Linked DNA regions of Homo sapiens: region 1 is linked to region 2. Evidence: chromatin contacts called from ENCODE Hi-C or POLR2A ChIA-PET data. All regions are on one chromosome and are shown on one strand. Each heading gives the region's core, a stretch centred on a gene start or an enhancer-like site at or near the end of the contact. The rest is flanking DNA. Distances are from core to core; before and after follow the strand shown.

Evidence for each region. Hi-C counts contacts between places; a loop is a spot of excess contacts on that map. ChIA-PET counts read pairs that join two places held with the same protein, here RNA polymerase II (POLR2A). Pooled maps may share reads with other maps.
Region 1: a loop to region 2 is called in a map of CD14-positive monocyte, with 2.4 times the contacts of the local background. The contact joins two enhancer-like sites. A Hi-C loop is called at or near these places in 2 of 168 maps with a recorded cell type or tissue (CD14-positive monocyte and endothelial cell of umbilical vein) and 6 of 50 pooled maps. POLR2A ChIA-PET finds 5 or more read pairs at or near these places in 10 of 52 experiments (A673, CD4-positive, alpha-beta T cell, CD4-positive, alpha-beta memory T cell and 6 more).

The regions. Positions count from the first base shown.
Region 1 is chr14:49,909,528-49,913,284 of GRCh38, forward strand. No RefSeq gene overlaps it. Among named protein-coding and RNA genes, the nearest start is that of ARF6, 18 kb to the left of the region's middle. Within about 2 kb of position 2,269, at least 15 of the 41 ENCODE cell types and tissues checked have a DNase peak (open chromatin) inside an H3K27ac peak, as active enhancers do; they include CD14-positive monocyte, where a contact is called at or near this core.
Region 2 is chr14:50,062,737-50,066,541 of GRCh38, forward strand. The region is part of intron 2 of LINC01599 (long intergenic non-protein coding RNA 1599); the gene reads right to left. Among named protein-coding and RNA genes, the nearest start is that of LINC01599, 40 kb to the right of the region's middle. RefSeq lists enhancers at 44-253, 1,809-1,858, 2,229-2,588. Within about 2 kb of position 2,380, at least 8 of the 41 ENCODE cell types and tissues checked have a DNase peak (open chromatin) inside an H3K27ac peak, as active enhancers do; they include CD14-positive monocyte, where a contact is called at or near this core.

The DNA of each region.
Region 1 (3,757 bases), core at 1,019-3,518, 150 kb before region 2:
ACATTTCTAAATTGCCTTCTGGTCAAGAGTGGTGGTTCACACCTGTAATCCCAGTACTTTGGGAAGCCAAGATGGAAGGATTGCTTGAGGCCAAGAGTTTGAGACCCACCTGGGCAATATAGTGAGACCATGTCTGTTTTTTTTTTCTTTTTTTCAATAGAGATGAGGTTTTGCCATGTTGGCCAGGCTCGTCTCGAACTCCTGAGGCTCAAGTGAACCACCCACCTCGGCCTCCCAAAGCGCTGGGATTACAGGTGTGAGCCACCACACCCAGCTAGACCACATCTCTTTTTAAACAATCAATCAATCAATCAATCAATCAATCAATATGGTTGGCAGGGCTATTGTTTCCATATGCTTAGACATCCTAGACATGTTAATTTTTCTCCTTTCAAACCTATGGTAATTTCTAGGTTCTTTTTCTTGCTGCATGTCCCAATCTAATAAAACCTAAAGTGTTACCCACTGATACACCTCAGGGTCCATGCTGCTTTGCTGAGCATCAAAATAGTGATTTAGGAAATTGTGATTTCTGGATTCTGGATTACAGTGTTAGAAATACCCAAGAAATTAGGATCTGGAAACATCCTATGTATGATGCTATGAAGGCCATTCATTGAATGGAAAAAGGATTGAAGATGGAAGAGAACCTCCTTTCCTCATATAAGCCATATATGATACTTATCTTTTTTTTTTGAGATGGAGTTTCACTCTATCATCCAGGCTGGAGGGCAGTCGCGGGATCTTTGTGGCTCTCTGCAACCTCCGCCTCCTGGGTTCAAGGGATTCTCCTGCCTTAGCCTCCTGAGTACCTTGGATTACAGGTGTGTGCCACCACACTTAGCTGATTTTTGTATTTTTAGTAGAGATGGGGTTTTGCCATGTTTGCCAGGCTGGTCTTGAACTCCTGACCTCAGGTGATCCACCTGCCTCAGCCTTCCAAAGCGCTGGGATTACAGGCATGAGACATTGTGTCCAGCCCTTCCTACCTTTTTTTTTTTTTTTTTTTTTGCAAGCATTTTTAGTTTCCTTTCTGACAGGATTGATTTGGGTAAAGAACATTGAATTTTGAGTCAATAGTCTCAAATAGATAGACCTATGTTTGAATTCCAACCCTGACCTCAATAGCTAAGTGACACTGGAAAATCTATCTCTTTGTCTCAGTTTTCCTGCTAAAAATCGGGATGGTAATGTTCACCCAGCAAGGCTTTATCACAAAAAGTGGTAACTTATGAGAAAGTCCCTATCTGGCATGGTAAGCACTCAAGAGAAATTAGTTCTATTTTCCTTCTTCCCTCTAGTTTAATAATTTAAAAAATTAAATCATGCAGCCATAAAAAAGAATGAAATTATGTCCTTTGCAGCAACAAGGATGCAGTTGGAGGCCATTATCCTAAGCGAATTAACACAGAAACAGAAAACCTAATGCCGCACATTCTTACTTATAAGTGGGAGCTAAACACTGGGTACACACAGACACAAAGATGGGAACAGTAGGCATTGGGGATTCAAAAAGGCAGAAGAGAGGAAGGGGGGCCAGGTTTGAAGAACTACTTGTGTTCACTACTTGGATGATGGGATCATTAGAGGCCTAAACCTCAGCATCATGCAATATACCCATGTAACAAACCTGTGCCCGTACCCTCTGAATCTTGGATAAAAAAATAAAAGCAGGCCAGGAGCGGTGGCTCATCCCTATAATCCCAGCACTTTGGGAGGCTGAGGCGGGCGGATCACTTGAGGTCAGGAGTTCGAGCCCAGCCTGGCCAACATGATGATACCCCATCTCTACTAAAAATACAAAAATTAGCTGGGCACAGTGGTGGGCGCCTGTAGTCCCAGCTACTCGGGAGGCTGAGGCAGGAGAATCACCTGAACCCAGGAGGCCGATGTTGCAGTGAGCCAAGATTGCGCTGCTACACTCCAGCCTGGGTGACAGAGTGAGACTCCATCTCAAAAAAAAAAAAAAAAAAAAAAATATATATATATATATATATATATACACACACACACACACACACACACACACATACACATACACACACATACATATATTCAGTGAAAAAGATATTCTCAAGGTGATAAGAAACCAACTATTTGTTGTATTTTACCTTTTAATAGGTAACAATTGAGAACAGGCATTATTGATTCAAGAATGGTGTTAGTTTTTTTCCTTTAACTACACAAAATGTGTAGTCATCAATTCTTTGACTAAGAGGAAGGAGTGTCAAGAGGGAAGCCTGAAAAAATCTTGAAGTTTAAATGCTTTTGTCTAACTATCTGAGTCACTCCTCAGGGTGGAGTTTCTATGGCATGGCTCCCTGCCAGCATAATTTTGAGCTTTTAAGAGAGAGTAGTTGGGCCAACAAACACAGTAACCAAAATGACTACTCTGACACTGGAACCAGCTTTACATACAAATATTTTCTCTATTATCTCAGAAATAATCATGGAAATATACAAGCATTTCCTCTTCTGAACCATATTAATTTTCTAAGAATGAATGTATATTCAGCTACAAACATAATTGAAACAATTCCAGAGAACAAACAAGTGTGGGCCACTTACTCCTGGGGATGTGGCTGTTCTGCACAGCTTTGAGATGTAGGAGAAAAAAAGTATGACTTCCTTCTGTTTAATGATTGTTTAAGTGTGCTTTGATTACTGCAGAAAGCCTAAACCTACTTTTTAAAATTCCATGCAAATCTTGTTGAAGTGAATTCCAGTGACTAATATATTTGAGAAACTTTCTTGGAAAAAAGAATTACCAATGATATATTTAAACAACTGGTATTCATAATATAGAAATATAATTAGACTAATGTGTTCAGTATTTCAATGAAGCTTGATGTTCTTGATCATTAAAGACTTACTTTTCGGCCGGGCGTGGTGGCTCGCGCCTGTAATCCCAGCACTTTGGGAGGCCAAGGCGGGCGGATCACGAGGTCGGGAGATGGAGATCATCTTGCCTAAGAGGGTGAAACCCCGTCTCTACTAAAAATACAAAAAATTAGCTGGGCGTGGTGGCGGGCGCCTGTAGTCCCAGCTACTCGGGAGGCTGAGGCAGGAGAATGGCGTGAACCTGGGAGGCGGAGCTCGCAGTGAGCCGAGATAGCGCTACGGAGCGAGATTCTGTCTCCAAAAAAAAAAAAAAAAAAAAAAAAAAAAAAAAAAAAAAAAAAAAAAAAAAAACAAGACAAAAAAAGACTTATTTTTCTTTGTGAGGCCGAGGCAAGCAGATTGCTTGAGCCCAAGAATTCAAGACCAGCTTGGGCAACATAGTGAAACCGCATTTCTACAAAAAAATACAAATTTGCCGGGTATGGTGGTGCACACCTGTACTCCCAGCTACTCGGGAGGCTGAGACAGGAGGATCTCCCAAGCCGAGGTCAAGCCAAGAAAGTGCCACTGCACTCCGGCCTGGGCAACAGGGTGAGACCATATCTCAAAAAAAAAATAGGCCAGGTGCAGTGACTCACACCTGCAATGCCAGCATTTTGGGAGGCTGAGGCAGGCAGATCACTTGAGGTCAGGAGTTTGAGACCAGCCTGGCCAACATGGGGAAACCCCGTCTCTACTAAAAATATAAAAATTAGCCGGGCATGGTGGCGGAGCTGTAATCCCAGCTACTTGGGAGCCTGAGGCACGAGAATCGCTTGAACCTGGGAGGCGGATGTTGCAGTGAGCCGAGATCGCACCACTGCACTCCAGTCTGGGCGACAGAGCAAGACTGTCTCAAAAAAAAAATAATAATAAT
Region 2 (3,805 bases), core at 1,130-3,629:
TTAGTGTCACAAAAACCCAGGCATTTTCAACTCCTGTCTAGTGAGTCACCCTTCCCCTAAGCCCCACCCCCACCTATCACAGAGATTAACTGGGGTTGGGGGAGGGTGCTTCTTACTGTAGCAGTAAAAAAACAAAGTAACCTGTCAATTTAGAAAAAACAGATTCAGGCCCAGTGCAGTGGCTCATGCCTGTAATCCCAGCACTGTGGGAAGCTGATATGGGCAGATTGCTTTGAACTCAGGAGTTCAAGACCAGCCTGGGCAACATGGCAAAACCCTACCTCTACAAAAAATTAGCCAGGCATCATGGCACATGTCTGTGGTCCCAGCTACTCCAAAGGCTGAGTGGGAGGATCAACTGAGCCCAGGAGGCAGAGGTTGCAGTGAACCAAAATCGTGCCACTGCATCCAGCCTAGGTGACAGAGACCCTGTCTCAAAAAAAGAAAAAGAAAAAACAGATTCAAACCAATTAGAACTCAGAAGGTTCAGCAAGTTCACCAGACACAAAATCTACCTGCAAAAATCAACAACATCTCTGTCCACCCACAATAACTGCTGAAAAATATTATTAAAAAGATACCATTTACAATAGCAGCAAGAATTACAAAATATATCTAGGTAATAGCCAAGAATACCCAAAACTTCTAAAAACATGTCTTAAATTCTAATAAGGAAACATAAAATGATCTGAATAAATAGAGTACATTCCACATTTTGGGTAGGATGACCTCATGTAAGATGACTTACTTTGGATGACATTTATAAAGACCTAGTTATATGAACAATGAACCTATAAATTTAATGCAATGCTAATCAAAATTCCAACTGGATTTCTTTTTGAGAAACTCAATGGAGAAATAATTAACTTTTACAAAGAAGAGTAGAGGGGAGACTTGCCCAATTACCTACACTACAAAATCAGAATAACAGTAGCAGTGCCAGCTCCGTGGCAGTCCAGTAGACTAGCAGAAAAGCATGGGTAGCTGGGCAACACACTCCGGTCCTTTAGGAACTACACAGAGAGAAAGTTAACCCAGCAAACACAGGTCCTCAGTGGGCTCAGCCACCAGTGGAGGTTTTGCTGGGATATTTTGCTACACTACTATCATTGCAACAAGTATACCTAAGGGATAACAAAACATGTGCCTCAAGGTCCCCGTGTGACTTAAAATGCACTACATCAAACTGGCTCTGTGGAAAGAACAGGACTTAACCGTTCAGCAGGCCTAACTCTCTGGAGCTGCCCCTGAAGTCCGCAGCAGCTACACGTCCTTCATGAGGCCAGATGTGCAAAGCCGGGCCCAGAAAGCTGAGGTAGGTCCCTGCACAAGGCCACAGGGCTTCCATCTCTCTCCACAGAAAACACATCGCAGAGCTCATGAGAAGCTAAGTGCCAGCTACCAGGAGTGCTGGAGGGTGAGCTGGAGGAGGTGGCCTTAGGTGGAGATGAAGGGACAGGAGTCCACAAAGCAGGCCCACTCTGAGTGTCCAGCAATGCTAGGTAAAATTCACAGGTGGAAATCCTAGGCCCCAGGGTGACGGTGTTTGGAGGTGGGGCTTTGGGAGGTGATTCGGTCTTGGGGACAGAGCCCTGAAGAGCCCTTTAATGGAGGGGATTAAAGCCCTTATGAAAGAAACCCCTTCTGCCACAAGAGGACTCTGGGAGAAGGCGCTCTCTATGAACCAGAAATCCAGCCCTCACCAGACACCAAATCTGCCAGCGCCTTGATCTCAGACCTCCCAGCCTCCAGAACTGTGGGAAATAAATGTCTATCCAGTCTGTGGATTCCTGTCCTAGCAACCCAAATGGACTAAGACAAGCATCTTTTACTTCAACTAATTCAAGCAGATGTTCAGCTCTCCTGAATTACTAAAAGCATACACATTTTTAAAAATAGAGCATACAAATCAAATCTCAAGCATTTTGTGTCCACTCTCTTTAGCTCCTTGTCGCTCGTCTCATGTTTCTGTAAAACCACATTCTTTCCTCTCATTTTCGGTGGGGTCTGTCTGGGTTGTGCTGTAGCAACAAAAAATTTCCAAATCACAGAGGCTTTACACATTGATCATTGATATTTGAGCACTGATCATTGCTGAAGCTGAGTAATGGGTACAACAGGTTTGATATTATATATATGCATATATATATTGTATTGTATATATACATATATATTTGAAATTTTCAATAATAAAAGGTTTTGTAAATCTCCATGGCTTAAACCCACAAAGGCTCGTTTCTTGCTCATCTTCCATGTCCCTCATGGATCAGCAAGGTCTCTACTCCACTTCATCCTCATCCAGAGACACAGGCTAGCCAGCCTCCACCCTCTAGATTATTACTCACTACCGTAGCACCAAAAAGGAACCACGGGGAGAGCATGTGATGGTTCTTCAGGCTTTTGCCTGAAAGCGAAACCCATGACTTCTGTTCACATTTCATCAGCAAAGCAAGCCACATAGCCACACCTAATTTTAGTGGCTCAAAGACAAATGGATCTACTATCTACTCAGTAGAAAGGGAACTGGAAATATCTGGTAAACAGCACTAATGATGACCACAGCCACGAAGAGATGTAAATCTAGAAATTCATTCAGAAAGAAGCCCTGATATGCCATAGAGTTGTTCCCAATGGGTTTCACCCCCAACCAAAACCAAACACTCAGTTTTCTCCATTTTAATAAAACATTCAAACTTATACTAAGACTGGGAGTTCCACAATGTCAGGGACAGTTTATATAACTTCTTTACTTTTCCAGTACCTAACAAACACAGCCCATTGAGAACTGTCCCTGACATTGTGAAACTCCAACCTTGATATAAGTTTGATTGTTTTATTAAATGATAAGAAATGTCTTCTTATTGTCTTCCCTCTGTACTGTTTGTGTCCCATTTTCCTCTTCCTATAAGGATGACCGTCCTCTTGGATTAGGGCCCGCCCTACTGACATCTTAATTTGATTACCTCTGTAAAGACCCCATTTCCCCACACAGTCACACTCTGAAGTGCCAGGGGTTAGAACTCAGCACTCTGTCTTTAGCAGGTGCTAGATTAAGATCTGCTCAACTGAAGAGACACAGGAGGCAAGTAGAATGGATTTCCAGGCGTCCTCTAGAGAAGCCATTTCTCATCTTTGTTCTTACTCTTACCAAACTCTGTCTTATGACATTCCCAGGAGGAGACAGGAGGGGGCTGGTGCTTTTCTAGGAGGCCACTGGGTCATTGAGGCTGTCCCAGGTGGCCAGTCTTTCTCGGCTGCAAACTCACCAAATGTCAGGGGGTGCAGAAGGGAGCCTTGGGATCATCCTACTCAAAAGCATGCATCTTACAGGTGAGGAAACTGAAGCCCAGAGAAGGCAAGGACTTCTACCTGCTTTAAGTCTACCGCCTCCTAAGTCCTTTTGCATTAGCAATCTCTGAAAGGCTTGTGACTTTGAAACCTGGGTATCCTGGACCATTGTCCAGTCCTGTCTGTGTCTGCCATATTATATCCAGCCATGCTGTACACTGCTGTATGTTTAGTAAGGCTGAACTGAGAGAGAGAGAGAGAGAGAGAGAGAGAGAGAGAGAGAGAGAGAGAGAACATTTAAATAGTGTAGGCAATTCTGCCCATTTCACTCAATAAGGGGATATAAATCTGCTGTTCCCAATAGATGTTGGTTCCTGCCTCATTCTCATACGTGAGCACTAGCAAGCCTTTGTATAATACTAGCATGGCCCCTAGACACAGGCCAGTCCTGTCCTGGGGCTTTACTGAAGAGACAACACTCTGCTTCTGCACCGGAGAGAGAGCCCGTCCTATGCTT